4 separate regions of the Homo sapiens genome follow, and all the other regions are linked to region 1. Evidence: chromatin contacts called from ENCODE Hi-C or POLR2A ChIA-PET data. All regions are on one chromosome and are shown on one strand. Each heading gives the region's core, a stretch centred on a gene start or an enhancer-like site at or near the end of the contact. The rest is flanking DNA. Distances are from core to core; before and after follow the strand shown. Region 1 holds the start of SNRPG (small nuclear ribonucleoprotein polypeptide G). Region 2 holds the start of PRADC1 (protease associated domain containing 1). Region 3 holds the start of DNAAF10 (dynein axonemal assembly factor 10). Region 4 holds the start of SFXN5 (sideroflexin 5).

The links. Hi-C counts contacts between places; a loop is a spot of excess contacts on that map. ChIA-PET counts read pairs that join two places held with the same protein, here RNA polymerase II (POLR2A). Pooled maps may share reads with other maps.
Region 2: a loop to region 1 is called in a pooled map, with 8 times the contacts of the local background. The contact joins the promoter of PRADC1 here to the promoter of SNRPG in region 1. A Hi-C loop is called at or near these places in 2 of 37 single-sample maps with no recorded cell type and 15 of 50 pooled maps. POLR2A ChIA-PET finds 5 or more read pairs at or near these places in 2 of 52 experiments (BJ and activated B cell).
Region 3: a loop to region 1 is called in a map of naive thymus-derived CD4-positive, alpha-beta T cell, with 14 times the contacts of the local background. The contact joins the promoter of DNAAF10 here to the promoter of SNRPG in region 1. A Hi-C loop is called at or near these places in 1 of 168 maps with a recorded cell type or tissue (naive thymus-derived CD4-positive, alpha-beta T cell) and 8 of 50 pooled maps. POLR2A ChIA-PET finds 5 or more read pairs at or near these places in 1 of 52 experiments (activated naive CD8-positive, alpha-beta T cell).
Region 4: a loop to region 1 is called in a map of CD8-positive, alpha-beta T cell, with 30 times the contacts of the local background. The contact joins the promoter of SFXN5 here to the promoter of SNRPG in region 1. A Hi-C loop is called at or near these places in 1 of 168 maps with a recorded cell type or tissue (CD8-positive, alpha-beta T cell), 1 of 37 single-sample maps with no recorded cell type and 7 of 50 pooled maps.

The regions. Positions count from the first base shown.
Region 1 is chr2:70,291,867-70,295,476 of GRCh38, forward strand. SNRPG (small nuclear ribonucleoprotein polypeptide G) reads right to left here and starts at 1,874. Exons shown (of 4, transcript NM_003096.4): 1 at 1,752-1,874. The coding sequence starts at 1,783. It overlaps LOC124906023 (a long non-coding RNA gene), which reads left to right and starts at 2,036. Exons shown (of 2, transcript XR_007086880.1): 1 at 2,036-2,066; 2 at 3,192-3,610. RefSeq lists enhancers at 632-1,539, 1,556-2,035.
Region 2 is chr2:73,231,515-73,235,052 of GRCh38, forward strand. PRADC1 (protease associated domain containing 1) reads right to left here and starts at 1,725. Exons shown (of 5, transcript NM_032319.3): 1 at 1,580-1,725. The coding sequence starts at 1,646. It overlaps CCT7 (chaperonin containing TCP1 subunit 7), which reads left to right and starts at 2,794. Exons shown (of 12, transcript NM_006429.4): 1 at 2,794-2,870. The coding sequence starts at 2,865. RefSeq lists a silencer at 1,772-1,981 and enhancers at 2,269-2,800, 2,442-2,491, 2,612-2,681.
Region 3 is chr2:68,155,415-68,159,404 of GRCh38, forward strand. It overlaps DNAAF10 (dynein axonemal assembly factor 10), which reads right to left and starts at 2,113. Exons shown (of 8, transcript NM_138458.4): 1 at 1,847-2,113. The coding sequence starts at 2,029. PNO1 (partner of NOB1 homolog) reads left to right here and starts at 2,474. Exons shown (of 7, transcript NM_020143.4): 1 at 2,474-2,727; 2 at 2,966-3,115. The coding sequence starts at 2,521. RefSeq lists enhancers at 1,356-2,288, 1,746-1,885, 2,166-2,405, 2,686-2,785.
Region 4 is chr2:73,069,963-73,073,465 of GRCh38, forward strand. It overlaps SFXN5 (sideroflexin 5), which reads right to left and starts at 1,750. Exons shown (of 14, transcript NM_144579.3): 1 at 1,642-1,750. The coding sequence starts at 1,743. It overlaps RAB11FIP5 (RAB11 family interacting protein 5), which reads right to left. Exons shown (of 6, transcript NM_001371272.1): 6 at 3,420-3,503. RefSeq lists a silencer at 689-1,478 and enhancers at 1,619-1,668, 1,869-2,348.

The DNA of each region.
Region 1 (3,610 bases), core at 624-3,123:
GAATCCAGAGGATACTTACATCACCAAAAATAACTTTCAGATAAAAAGAGTAATTTTCACAATAATTTCTGAGTAACTTCTATTTTTTTTTTTTTTTTTGAGACGGAGTCTCGCTCTGTTGCCCAGGCTGGAGTGCAGTGGCGCGATCTCGGCTCACTGCAAGCTCCGCCTCCCGGGTTCACGCCATTCTCCTGCCTCAGCCTCCCGAGTAGCTGGGACTACAAGCGCCCGCCACCAAGCCCACGTAATTTTTTGTATTTTTATAGACACGGGGTTTCACCGTTTTAGCCATGATGATCTCCATCTCCTGACCTCGTGATCCGCCCGCCTCGGCCTCCCAAAGTGCTGGGATTACAGGCGTGAGCCACCGCGTTGGGCTTATGTTTTAATAATTAATTCCTTAACAGACCTAACTAAAATATACATAGAAGTAGTTTTCATACAAAAGATGGCTTTGATACAAATGGACCTTTAAATGCAAAAATATTATTATTTTTTGAAACAGAGTTTCGGTCTTGTTACCCAGGCTGGAGGGCAATGGCGCGATCTTGACTCACTGCAACCTCCGCTTCCCGGGTTCAAGCGATTCTCCTGCCTCAACCTCCGGAATAGCTGAGACTACAGGCGCACACCACCTGCCTGGCTAATTTTTTGTATTTTTAGTAGAGACGGGGGTTTCACCATGTTGGCCAGGCTGGTCTCGAACTCCTGACCTCAGGTGATCCTCCCGCCTCAGCCTCCCAAAGTGCTGGGATTACAGGCGTGAGCCACTGTGCCCGGCCGCAAAATTATTAAATAGGAACTTTACCTTTTGTCTGACTTCCATGGGCCTGGTAATAAATGAACTAACTATACACAAAGCCAACCACATGCTACGCCAGAAAAAACTGATCCCTGTAAAAATTTTGCATCCTTTGTGCAATCCAACTAATACATGTAGAATTCCAGCATCAGGAAGTATAAGCAAAACAGAAACGTAGTCAGGAAACACATAACCTGTTAAGTCCACTCAAAAAGTATTTGAGGAATTCAAAGCTTTACGTTGAGTCCTACCTAAAGTAAGGCTCTCCTACTTAAAGTTGTTTGACTTTACTGGGTGTGTAGAAAAAACTTCAAAAAATTAGCCTTCTCTGACTAGAAAAAATTAATGTTCTTAAAAAAAAAGAAAAATGAATGTTCTTATATAGTTTCAACATCAGAGCAAGATAACACATGACATTCAAGCTTAACGTAAAAGAAGGCAAGAAAAAGGAATGAGGTTTCTAAGTAAAAGCTCAAACACCTACAAACACATTTGCTAAGACTAAAGTGGCTTTCGGATTCTGATGCCTCACGTAGTTTTAAAAACACTTCCTTCCCTTCCAGCCCCTCCTTAGTTCCTTCAGAGAATTTCCCCCTCTAGCCGTCTATCTAGAACATGATACTATTCGAGATGTTCAACAAAAGGTAGCACTGGAGATCTTCAAGGAACGAGGGACAGCGCCGGGTGACCAGGGGCCAGACCGCGGGACCTGGAGACTAGTCGGCCGGAAGGAGGTGCCGTGGCTGCCGGCTGTAACCACACCGACGCGCGAGCTCTGCGCGGGCTTCACGTCTCATGCGCGGGAGCCTGGCCGGGATCCCGGCGACCTCGGACCGGAAGAAGAAATGAAGTGAAGCGGCTCAAGACATTCGGCTAACGGAGAGGGAACCAAGGGACTCGCAGGACGCAAATAACTGACCACTTCGGTTTGGCTCTCACACATACTTACTTTTTCAACTCGGGAGGGTGAGCTTTGCTCATGGTGTATACTCCGCGGGCTCACAGATGCCTTGGAACGCAACGCACGGCTTTCCTCACGCTCCCGCTGTAGGCCCGGCGTCTTGCGTCTGGCGTCATCGACCTCGTTAGCCAATGGATTGTTGGCAGTTTTTACATTTCACCTCGCGATATCTCAGCGCCTCGGTCATCGTTGAGCTTCCGGTTATGTCCTCAGCGATTGGCCAGGACGGAGGGGTGCGTCCTCTAGGCACCTTTCTGAATTCCGTTTTCCTTGTACAAAATTGAGATAACGGGTATTCCACCGGTGGGTATCCCTGCTCTTTTTCTTTTCTTTTTGAGACGGAGTCTAGCTCTGTCGCCCAGGCTGGAGTGCAGTGGCGCGATCTCGGCTCACTGCAAGCTCCGCCTCCCGGCCTCACGCCATTCTCCTGCCTCAGCCACCCGAATAGCTGGGACTACAGGCGCCCGCCACCATGCCCGGCTAATTTTGTGTATTTTTTAGTAGAGACGGGGTTTCGCCGTGTTAGCCAGGATGGTCTCGATCTCCTGACCTCGTTATCCGCCCGCCTCGGCCTCCCAAAGTGCTAGGATTACAGGCGTGAGCTACCGCGCCCAGCCGGTTATCCCTGCTCTTGTCTATGGAACAGCCAAAATAAATAAAAATAAATAAATAAATAAAAAAAGCCGGGCGCCGTAAATCCCAGAACTTTGGATCTCTTGAGCCCAGGAGTTCGAGACCAGCCTGTGCAACATAGCGAGACCCCTTCTCTATTTAAAAAATAAAATTGAGATATTGAGATAACGGTCCCGTCTCTAGCTCCTGGGCAAACCCGGCCAATCCCGCATGTCTGTGGATCGTATCGCTTATTTTCTTCATATATACCAATATACCAAATGATAATGATCCCTGGAGGAATGGGCCTCTCTCTATATATGTATATTTTTTTGAGACGGAGTCTTGCTCTGTCGCCCAGGCTGGAGTGCAGTGGCGCGATCTCGGCTCACTGCAAGCTCTGCCTCCCGGGTTCACGCCATTCTCCTGCCTCAGCCTCCCGAGTAGCTGGGACAACAGGTGCCCGCCACCACGCCGGGCTGATTTTTTGTATTTTTAGTAGACACCGTATTTCACTGTGTTAGCCAGGATGGTCTTGATCTCCTGACCTCGTGATCCGCTGGCCTCGGCCTCCCAAAGTGCTGGGATTACAGGCGTGAGCCCCCGCTCCCGGCTGGGCCTCTATATTTTTTTGGCAGGTAACCCTACAGCATACTGTCAGACCAAGTAGGGTTCCCGTAACATGTAAATTAGCAGCCTCTGAACCATTGTAGAGTAAGGTGACTGGGTCTGTCTCCAAGAATTTGAATCTATTTCTGACTGAGGGGTCTTGCAAAAAAAATTTTTTTTGAGATGAGTTCTTGCTCTGTCGCCTAGGCTGGGGAGCATGGTGTGATCATGGCTCACTGCAACCTCGAACTCCTGGCCTCAAGCAATCCTTCCACCTCAGCCTCCTGAGTTGTTGAGACTACAGGCGCACGCCACTGCACCCAGCTAATTTTTTTTTGTAGAGACGAGGTCTTGCTTTGTTGCCCAGGCTGTTCTCAAATTCCTGGCCTCAAGAGATCTGCCTGCCTCCGGCTCCCAAAGTGCTGAGATTACAGGGGTTAGCCAGCATGCCTGGGAATTCTGAAATTTTTCAAACACTACCTCCAGAACTCACTGATGTGCTATTGCCCCTGTATATAAAATGTGAAGTGCAGCACACAAACATTTTCTAATATAAGGTGTTCTTTTTTCATGTCAAGATGTGTAAAAAGTGGTCTCGGACTTGTTCCCAGTTGTTACCCCAAAAT
Region 2 (3,538 bases), core at 475-2,974, 2.9 Mb after region 1:
CAAGCGATTCTCATGCCTCAGCCTCCCAAATAGCTGGGACTACAGGCGTGCGCCACCATGCCTGGCTAATTTTTTTTTGTATTTTTTAGTAGAGAGGGTTTCGCCATGTTGACCAGGCTGATTTTTTTTTTTCATTTTTTAAATAGGAATGGGGTCTCGCCTTGTTGCCAGGGCTTGTGATCCTCCCACCTTGGCTTACCAAAGTCCTGGGATTACAGGCGTGAGCCACCGCACCTGCCCTGGATTCATAATTTTTAAATATCTGCCTCTTCCACTTTGTAACTTCATTCAGTGAAGAGTCACCAGTGTCTTGCACAGTGGCTACAATATAGGGATAGCCCTATAAACTTTCCTGAATGGGTGAACAACTATATCTAGCTCCACAGCACCGATGAAGAGAATTTCCAGACCACTAGATTTTTCTGGGGCATGGGATCTTCTCCTCAGCACCAAAGTTTAATGTTGTACCTGGACTTGAGTCCCTGGTTTCCTTAACCCAGAGAGACTGCGGAATGTTGAAAGATAAAAACTGCTGTCATGGGCGGGCGCGGTGGCTCACGCCTGTAATCCCAGCACTTTGGGAGGCCGAGGCGGGCAGATCACGAGGTCAGGAGATCGAGACCATCCTGGCTAACACGGTGAAACCCCCGTCTCTACTAAAAATACAAAAAAATTAGCCGGGCGTGGTGGTGGGCGCCTGTAGTCCCAGCTACTTGGGAGGCTGAGGCAGGAGAATGGCGTGAACCCGGGAGGCGGAGCTTGCAGTGAGCCGAGATCGGGCCACTGCACTGCAACCTGGGCGACAGAGCAAGACTCCGTCTCAAAAAAAAAAAAAAGAAAAAAAGAAAACTGCTGTCACAAGTCTGTTAGTCTATCAACAAACTACCAAGTCACTACTGTGTACCAAGGATGGCATTAAGGCTTTAGCTGTCTTTGTTTACTGCCCAAATCACAGCCATCAGTTAGAGCTCCCATGGCTTGGCACTGGGCTATACAGTCCTGGGAGTGGGGACTCCCTCTCGGATACAAATACACCCCCAGAAAGCCTTCCTGGACTAGCGTCAAACTCACTCCCTCCTCCCCAACCCTTGCTTGCCTTTGTGTGTGCTTATTTGTGTAAGTTGTGGGTATACGTATGTGCTCACTTATGTGCATAGATGTATACATTTATGTGCTTGTGTAGGTGTAAACGGTTTGTGCGTGTGTGCCCACGTGTAGGAATGTGTGCTCCTGTGTACATGTGAATGCTCACATACATATCTCCAGCCTGTAGTATCCTTCCTTAGCTGTCCCTTCTGGTCGCACCCTAAGTCACCTGGGTCGGCGCTAGTGGGCGGGGAGGGGCGAGTGGGGAGATCTGCTTTGTCGTGGGAAGGTGAGGAGTCAGAGCTTCAGCCTCAGGCTGCGCCCACTTTATGTCCTTGGACCACCACCCACTTATTCCGGCCGCCCGCTCCCAGACCTGTCCTGCTCTGAACTCGCAGGGTCCCCAAGGTGACCCTTGGCCCCCAACCCGAGACGCGCGCAAGCTGGACGGCCAGCCCCGCCCTGCAACGCAGTCCCACCCGTTGCCGCTCACCGTGGGCCGCGACGCACGCGGGGAGCCAGAGCACGAGACAACACCAGCCCGCGGCGCCGGGGACCATCTCCAGGGCCGGGCCCGGCCCGGCGCCGCGTTTCCTCTCGCCGCCCCGCCGCGCGTCGCTCGCAGGACTTCAGCCTGACAGCTGCTCCGGCCTCCCGCCCACATACCCGCTCTCGCCGCGGGCTGGACGACGGGAACGAGGCTCAAGGCTGATTGGCTCTGACGCCTGCTCATGTAGCCACACTTTCCGCCTCTGCGCCTTAGCCTACTTCCTATTGGTCGAGAGAAGTGGAGCCGGGGGCTGATTGGCTTAAACTCTTAACAGCTACAACCGGCCTTCGCCTCAGCCCCGCCCCAGCATACTCTCCGGGTCCTCGCTGGCGGTGGGCGGGCCAGGGAGGACAAGCACTGGAGGTGTGCCCGTAGCCGGACTTGCTTCAGCTGTCGATAGTCGAGGCCGTTAACCCTTGCGGTCTCGGTCCTGTCCACTCCAAGGCCGCCTCGATTGACGACGATTAGCCTTCTCCCAGCTGCGCTTCCCTCCTCCCAGCTGCGCTTCCCTCCTCCCCACGCCTTCACGGGAAGGCACTCGTCTTGCGCCAGGGGGTCTTCCGCCCAGTGCCACCAACGCTTGCGCGCTCACCGTGGATAGGCGCTGGGGCCGCGGCCTGGCGCACGCCATCCACGAGGAGCCTCTGGCCAGTGCAAAGCCAGAAAACGGGCATTGGGGGCAGCTTCCCACGCTCGTCCCGTTGACACTGACTATGTAACTGTGACACTGGACACCTTGACCTCTCAGCCTCCTTTCTGTCATCAGTAAAATGGCCTTAATAGGACCAACGCAATAGGGTTGTGAGGATTAAATGAGATCGCTCACGTAAAGTGCTTTGGCACCAGCCTATCCCACACTTTGCGTCCCACACTTTTGCCTTTATTGCATTCCTTGGTCTGGCGTCCGGGGATGGAGGAGGGTGGAATTAAGTTAGTAGGTGATGCGGGCCGAGCAAAGACCCTCCGTGCTCTAAGAAGCACGACCGAAATGCGGCGACCCCTCTTTAATGAACGCCCCTCACTAGAGAGTCCCCGAAGCCCAGCCTCAGGTCCTTCTAGCCGCACCGAGTCGGTGGTAACGAACCATAGAGTAGCGGAAGTGGTCCGTTCTCTTCCTCTCCCGGCCCAAGCTTCTGGGTATTTCTATTGCGCGAGGCATTGTGGGTTGCTGGGCGGCCCGGTCTCGGAGAAGAGGGGAGAGTGGCGGGCCGCTGAATAAGCTTCCAAAATGATGGTGAGTGGCGTCTCGCGCATCCGTCGCCATCAGCTGCCATCTGGCCGGTGGCCGGCGCCGCTCGGCCTGGGCTTGCTCTGTAGGACCCTCTTTTGCTTGCCGCCTCTGTCCTCGCCCAGATCCCCAGCTTAGGGGCGACCCCAGCCAGCCGCGGCCTGGCTCGGCCCGAGCACGGCGCTGGAGCCGTTGGCGAGGGCTGCGTGGGGCTTTAGAGGAGTCTCTGGGCTGGCCGGTTGGGGACTACAAGTCCCAGGGTGCTTCGGGCCCGCGAACCCACGTCGGGGACCTCTTTTTTAGCCCCGCATGATCGGGACTTGCGTGAAACGAGTGCAGGTCGGCCGTGGTTACGCGGTCGGCAGCTAGACTTGGAAGCTGGGGCTGCTCTGAGATTTGCGGGCTGTAAAGACGTGTGCTTCTTGGAACCGGCACAGGCACATTGGGGACCTCATATTGTGCCCGCCTAGGGACTCACTATGTTCACTCGCTGACCCTCACCGCAGCGTGCAGAGAAGCAGACGCCTTCCCTAGTACTTTTAATTCATTCACTCATTCGCTCAGTCATTAAATAAACGCGTCTTTAGTGCCTACTGAATGTACCAGGCCCTGGTGGTTGCTGGGGGTTGCAGCCTCTCAGCCAGGAGAACGGGAAAGGTAGATGGAGACACTGT
Region 3 (3,990 bases), core at 863-3,362, 2.1 Mb before region 1:
ACCTGGGAGGCAGAGGTTGCAGTTAGCCAAGATCACGCCACTGCACTCAAGCTTGGGTGACAGAGCCAGACTCCGTCTCAAAAAAAAAAAAGAAAGAAAGAAAAGAAAAAGGAATAAATCCTTTAAATACCTTTTCTTTTTAATGGTGGCTCACACCTGATCCAGCACTTTGGGAGGGAGAGGCGGGAGGATGGTTTGAGCCCAGGAGTTCCAGGCTGCGATGAGCTATGACAGTAGCACTGCACTCCGGACTGGGACAGAGCTACGCCATCCCTAAACAACAACAACAAAAAACAAAAACAACCCAAAATGCAATGTAAAGAAATTTTACTTTGTGTAGAAATCAGGAAGGGCATCATACATTAGATAATCTGAACTGAACATTGGAATAGCAACAGGTAGCCAGGCTTGGTGGCTCACGCCTGTAATCCCAGTATTACGGGAGGCCGATGTAGGCAGACTGCTTGAGCCCAGGAGTTGGAGACCAGCCTAGGCAACACGGTGAAACCCCATCTCTACCAAAATAAAAAATAAAAAAATAAAAAGTACAAAAAAATTAGTTAGGTGTGGTGGCACACACCTGTAGTCCCAGCTACTTGGGAGGCTGAGGTGGGGAGGCGGAGGTTGCAGTGAGCTGTGTTTGCACCACAGCACTCCGGGCTGGGTGACAGATTGAGACCCTGTCTCAAAAAAAAAAAAAAAAAAAAAAAAGCCACTGGTTACCAGAAGCTAAGTGATGAACAATACAAGGAACGAAGGAAAGGTAGAAAAAAATAAGCCATGTTTCATGTTTGTCATTCAGGGAAACTTAAAGCGGGATGGGGTCTTACATACTTTCTATTCTAGGCTTAACAGTCCAAATTGTATTCATCCTTTATCTACCAGTTTAATCCCTACCTCCTCCAAGCAGATTCTCTCCATAGGTTTTGATCCCCAGAGTTAACCTACCCTGCACTTGTAGTCTATTACAACCCTGATCTGATAATGACTGATCATTTTTTCAGGTAACAAAATCAACACTTTTTAAAAACTATAAACAGCTATAAAATGCTAGTTACTATCATTATTCTCTAATTCTTTCACTAGTAATCTTCAAAAAAACCTTGCAAACCTAATCTTTCCACACCCTGCTTAAATCCTTTCAGTTGTGTCCGTTTTTTCTTAGAAAAAAGGCATAAATCCTTTGAATGTCCTACAGATCTTGCAATGTCTGGTTCCTGCTTATCCCTCTAGTTTCTTAAGGAGATAAACTTCTTCCCATCACTGAGCTTCTGCATGTGCAGAAGCCCTGGAAACCTTGTCCTTTACTCCTAGTTTGACCTAGTTAGCTTCTGCACATACCAAAATCTGTTTTCATTCATCCCAAATCTGTTTTCACTCTCATTGAACCGTAACCGTGTTCCTTTGTGTGAGACAACTCATCTCGGTTTGTATTTATGTATCGTTGCTTTGATTATTGAACTGAGTATCTCTCCCACTAGAAAATAAACTCCATGAGATGGGGGACATTACCATTCACATCCCTGGGAATACCAGGCACTCAGCTGATGCCTGTCGAATGTGTTAGGTTGCCTCTTCCAACCACACTGCAGGCATCCTGGTGCCCGCTTTGGCTGGACTGCACTGGGGGTGGCAGGACGGTTGGGCGCGGAGGAACTACCCCGCGGATGAGAAGAAAGGTTTTAAATAGGAAACATTCCTCAGTCGGCGGTCAGCTTCTCTGGTCTCGCGCGGCTCAAGCCATGCTTTGGGGGACGCTGGGCGAAGGCTCTGGCAAAGAGGAATGCAGACCCCAGGATCCGCACTCGCCCCCAACGGCAGTCCGGATCCTCGACCCGGCACCCACCTCCCGAAGCAGCTTCAGGTCCCCGTGCTGGATCTCGTACAGCTGAATGACGCCGGTGCCCCGTGCGAAGTTGCCCATGGTCACAAATTTGGCGCTGCAGGGCACCCACTTACAGTCAAACACCGTGTAGTTGAAGCCCTTCTGGATATGGGCGATGATCTGAGGCTTCTCGAAGGCCGACATGGTGCAGCCAATTTCAGCTACGGCAACCGCCACACCCAGAGCCCCCAAAAACGGCAACCTGGAAACCAGACTCCAAACATTGGCAATTTGTCCCTCCCGCTTTCCGTATTCTGCCCCAGATGCCCTGGCATGTTGGCTGTAGTTATCCCCGGATAATGCCAGATGCGCTCCTGCGATCGCACAGAATGTTCCTTCACAACAGCACGAATTTGTTTATCGCCTTTACCCACTGCCTTTCGCACACATACATACTAGAGATTACAAAATACTTGGGCTGGGAGTTGCGCGGCTGGAGTGAGCCCAAGACCATCAGGCATATCTTAGGACAGCCTAACCCCGTTTTCCCCCCCACCGGCCCCAAATCCTGCAGGTCCCCGGCCTGTGACGTTTTAGGAAAGGGGCGGAGCTGCAGGGGTGGTTGGCTGAGGCTGGCTTCTGCGTGGTGCAGCTGCGCACGTGTTTCAGCCGGCAGCGCTTTAAGATTTCCGGGGATGGAATCCGAAATGGAAACGCAGAGCGCCAGGGCAGAGGAGGGCTTTACCCAGGTCACCCGCAAGGGTGGCCGACGGGCGAAGAAACGACAGGCTGAACAGCTGTCCGCAGCAGGAGAGGGCGGGGATGCGGGCCGCATGGACACAGAGGAGGCCAGGCCGGCGAAGAGGCCCGTCTTCCCACCCCTCTGTGGGGACGGGCTCCTGGTATGTGGCTGGGACCCTAGGACAGCAACGAGGCAAGGGCCAGACGCGGATCAAGCCGATGGCCTCTGGAGAATGTTGAAGCTGCGGTGGGGCTGTTCTGCCGTGATGCTCAGAGAGAAGTGATTCTTTGAAGTGTAACTAGTTCAGTTAAAGGAGGCCCTTTGTGGATCAGATGTCATTTTAAACTCCATCACCGTCCCTCCATAGCCTTCTGAGTTGTGTGTTCTTTTATTTACAGAGTGGGAAAGAAGAAACAAGGAAAATTCCAGTCCCAGCTAACAGATACACACCATTGAAAGAAAACTGGATGAAGATATTTACTCCTATTGTGGAACATTTGGGACTTCAGATACGCTTTAACTTGAAATCAAGGAATGTAGAAATCAGGGTAAGGAAAATCTCAATCATTTCCCAATACACCAGGCTTTCTCTCCTACAGAGATGAAAAGGCATGAATAGGCTTTACTTAATGGGACTTTTCTGTTGTATGGTTTTTGTCCAGTTTAAAAATTTACCATATTGAGTTTGAACTTCCCAAATGCCTTAAAAATCTGCATTCGATACAAATATTAATTGAATTTGTAAATTAGTTCTGAGATCACACCAAAATACTGGCTCTTCTTCTGTGTATCTTTTATAATGTTCTATGTCAAATTGAGAAAAGGTCGAGTAAAGAGATTGCCATAAACAGAAGCAGGTAAATAATGAATATAAGCACTTGCTGCTTTACAAGAAGTATATACAGTCAGCGTCGGGAATATGTTCTGGGATATGTTTTGTCAGATGACTTAGTCCTTGTGCGAATATTATAGAGTGTACTTACACAAACCTAGATGGTATGTGTATATTTGTTTATATATTTTTTTCATATGGAAAACCAAATGTCCCAGCACCATTACTGAATATCAGTCATTTCATCTACTTGATCTGCATTGCCGGTATCCAGTGCCATATATCAGGTTTCTGTATATTCTCCATTATACTGTTATGAGACCACCATGGTATGAGCGGTTGGTCACTGATCAAAATGTCATTATGCAGTGCATGACTGTGTTTTAATGGTGCTCTTTTGATTAAAAAATGTATTATTTTGATAAGAAACATGCATATATATGTGTGTGTGTGTGTGTGTGTGTGTATATATATCTTTTTATTTTGCTCTTTCACCCAGGCTGGAGTGAGTGGCATGATCTTGGCTCACTGTTAACAGGTGCCTGCCACCAAACCTGGCTAATTTTTGTATTTTTAGTAGAGACTGGGTTT
Region 4 (3,503 bases), core at 500-2,999, 2.8 Mb after region 1:
CAAGTCGTCACACAGCAAACATTTAGAAGACCACAGGGCAGACTGTATGGAGAGCTATGAGGATCTGACTCAGGTGGCCAAAGAGATGTGCAGGAGGAAGCCTGCGATCTGATGGGACCAGAGAAGAAGGGAGCAAGTGTTTGCCAGAGAGGCAGGCCCGACTGAGCCTTTAAGAACGAGCAGAATGGGGGTGGGAGCGGGGACAGGCAATGTAATAAGGTCACTCAAGTCCAGGCAGGGACACCCCGACACTCTCGCCCTAGATGGCCTCCTACACTGGAAGGAAGATGCCAGTCTCGCCTCGGATACCTACATGCTGAGATGGCCTACTTTTAAAAGGAATTAAAGTCCTGTTAAGAAACACTGGGGACATTTTTTTCAGACGGCTCAGGAGCCAAGTTCCCTAATTATCAGCAAAGCTCGGGGCACCCCCTTGCTGGAACCAGTCCCCTTCCACCACAACAACAAAAAAAGAAAAAAAAAGCCACCGCACCGACCTTAGCACAATTTCCTTTCTTCCTTCAAAGTTCTTTTCTGGCCGCCTCGGCTGCCGCCCACCCCTGGCAAGCCCCGGTTCACTTCAGCGGTCTCTCTGCCTGTTTCCTAATAAATTCCGTCTCATTGGTGCGGGAGGCGCGGGAGCCCGAGGGTCTGCGGCGCGGGAGCGGCCCCTCCCCGGCTCCGGTCTCCGGGCCCAACCAGGCGCCCGGGCTCCGCGTTCCACCCCCGCCTCCGCAGTCTAGGGCCGAGTCGGCGACGCCCCAGAGGAGGTCCCGGAGGGAAAGGACCCCTGTCGCCGTGCCCCGAAGAGCCTGAGCGGGTGTGCCCAGAGCCAGTCCCCGGCGGCGCGGGGGCCCGGGCGCGGGAGACCCTCCGCGGAGAACACAGCGAGGAAGAGGCTGGGGGGGGGTTCCCAGGCGGCAGCCCCTCGGAGGGACGACGGCCCCAGGGGATGACACAGCGTTTCCCCCGCACGCCCTGGCTGCGTCCCCTCAGGGCATCGGCCGGCTTGCTGCGTCAGCGAATCCTCAGCCCGAGATGGAGAGCAGGGACGGGGGACGCCGGACCGCCGCTCGCCTCGGCACTCGCCCCCTCAACCTGCTGCGCGCGCCGAGCCCGGCTTGGGGGCCAGGGCTGGGGAGTGACCGCGGGGCGCGACGCTGCCCGGCGGCACCGCCAGCAGCTCGAAAGGAACGTCAGTCCCCACCGGGGGAAAAAGTTAGAAGGCATCCCGGCCACGCCAACTTCCCATCCAGGGCCAGACTAGAACTTTGCGTCCCGGGCGGGCAGCTGCACAACCCGGAGCGACCCTGAGCAGCCGCTCGAAGCCGGGCGCTCGGGACCTTGACCGCAGCCGCCGGTGGCCAATCACAGGGCGCCGCGGGCGGGAAAGGCTAGAGGGCGCGGGCAGTCGGGGAGTGACGGCGCCAAGGGCCAATAGGAAGCCAAGATGGGAGTCCGCGCCCGCCCCGTTGACCAATGGGAAAAGGGTGACTGTGACCGAGGTTCCCCCCCTGGCGCTAGCTGCAGGCTCCGCTGGCCGCGGGTGGGAGACCCTTGGGCGGAAGGGGACTTTGGAGGGGAGTTTGCTCGTCCTCTCTTTGCCACCCGCCGGCCCGCAGACCACAGCCCGGTCCTCACCTGCTGGAAGCGGGGTTTGCCCAGTTGGAAAGGAGGTGCATCGCTCGAGGCGCTAGCGGCACTAGCCGCCGCCGCCGATGCTGTAGTCGCTGTATCCGCCATGGCCACTGACGCCCGCAATCTCCGGCCCTTTTAAAATGTCCCTCCTCGGCCCCCGCCACAGCTGCCTCTCCCGATTGGCCCTAATCAACCGCAGCGAGCGGGAGGCGCAAGGCGTTGTGGGGAGTGTAGTTTTTCGCGTCGCGGCGCTTACAACCGTAGACTGCGGAGAGTTGCGGCCGTCCGGAGAGGTCTCGGTGCCCGCTGTCCGCGTTGCAAGGTGCAAGGTCGGCAGTCCAGGAAAGGTGTTCCTGTACGACGACCACGGGCCACCCCTCGCTGCTTAGTTGCCCCCAGAAGTTAGAGTTGCTGCCGTGGGCGTCGCTCCTGGGGCCAGGCAGCGCAGAAGGGTCCCATTCAAGGGGGAACCTGGGACCAGATGGGCAAAGACTCCAGGCGGAGTAGGGTTAACCTCGGAAGGCTTTCTCCAAGGAGTTGCACTGCGGACCTTCTCGTACTTTCCTCCGTCGCCACCCTGCCCACTCGTCCTGTGCTCTCCGGCTGCCCTGACACTCAGTTCCTGGAGCATGCTGGGGCCTGCCCGCCTCCCGACCCCTGAACATTCTGTACCCGGAAGACTAAATCTTCGCCTGATGCTGGCTTTCTGGCTTTAGCCTAAACATTGCATTTCCCAGTCCATCACTCTGCTTGCACAAAATCCCACAGAGGCTCCGTGGCACCCAGCACTTCTCTTTTGCACTCACAACTACTTACTGTTCTGGACAGTCTTTCTTACTGTAAAGTTCACAGGGCAGGGGCTATGACTTTTTGATTCACTTCAGTTTTCAGAGCCAGACATAAAAGGGCTCACAGTAGAGACTCAAATAAGTGTTGGCTGTGAGTTCATCAGTGGGGGATTAAGAGCCCTGGCAGCTTTCACCTTGTCTGGCCAACCAAGGAAGATCCCTCCTGGGCCTAATTCCTGGGCAGGAGGAGAACTTGGGACTAGGGTGGGTGGGGAGGGTGTTAGGTAAGGGGGAGTATTACAGATTGTGGAGTAAGGATCAGTATGGATAATAAACACATACAGTTGTAGAATGGATTAGCTGAAGATTCCCAGCTGAATTACCTGGTCAGTGAGCCAGACTTCGGGAGCTGCCTGTTTTGCCCAAGATGACAGTAGAAATATTTGGTCTTCTAGGGAACTCCACTTTGGGTCTCATTAGTCTCGTGGTGGAGTGCAGGGTTGGCTCATGTCTGCCAGTGTTTCTGGACACTACATGAGCTGTAGCAGTCAAAGTTTTTCATCCTCTAGTAGTTGAACCACAAGAAACACTTTTCATAAAGCTAGGGGGAGATTCTAGCTAGCCACGAAGAACAATTTGTATCTTGGATTTGTATCTTATCTTAGAGATTCTATCTAGCCATGAAGAACTATTTGTATCTTGGATTTGTATCTTATCTTCCCCTGCTAGACCATGCAACTTGAGAATAGGAATCCATTTCTTACCCTCTGTATTACCAATAAATGGGCCCATCTTAGGTGCGCAATAAATGTGGGTACCCTGGGAGTCAGAAAAGACTAAGTTCAGGCTGCTGGGCAACACTGTGCTGCTGCCCCCTTATAAGGGGCAGGGACAGTGTCATCCAAGAATCCCATCACCTTGATTTAAGGTGCTTTCTCCCACAGCAGCCTCCTGTAACTGTTCATTCCAAAACAGGAACACAACAGAGCCACCTGCAGTACATGAATGTTTTATTCTTCATAAAGTGCTTAAAACATGAAGAACAAGCTCTTTATAAAGAGCCTTAACTAGGAAGAC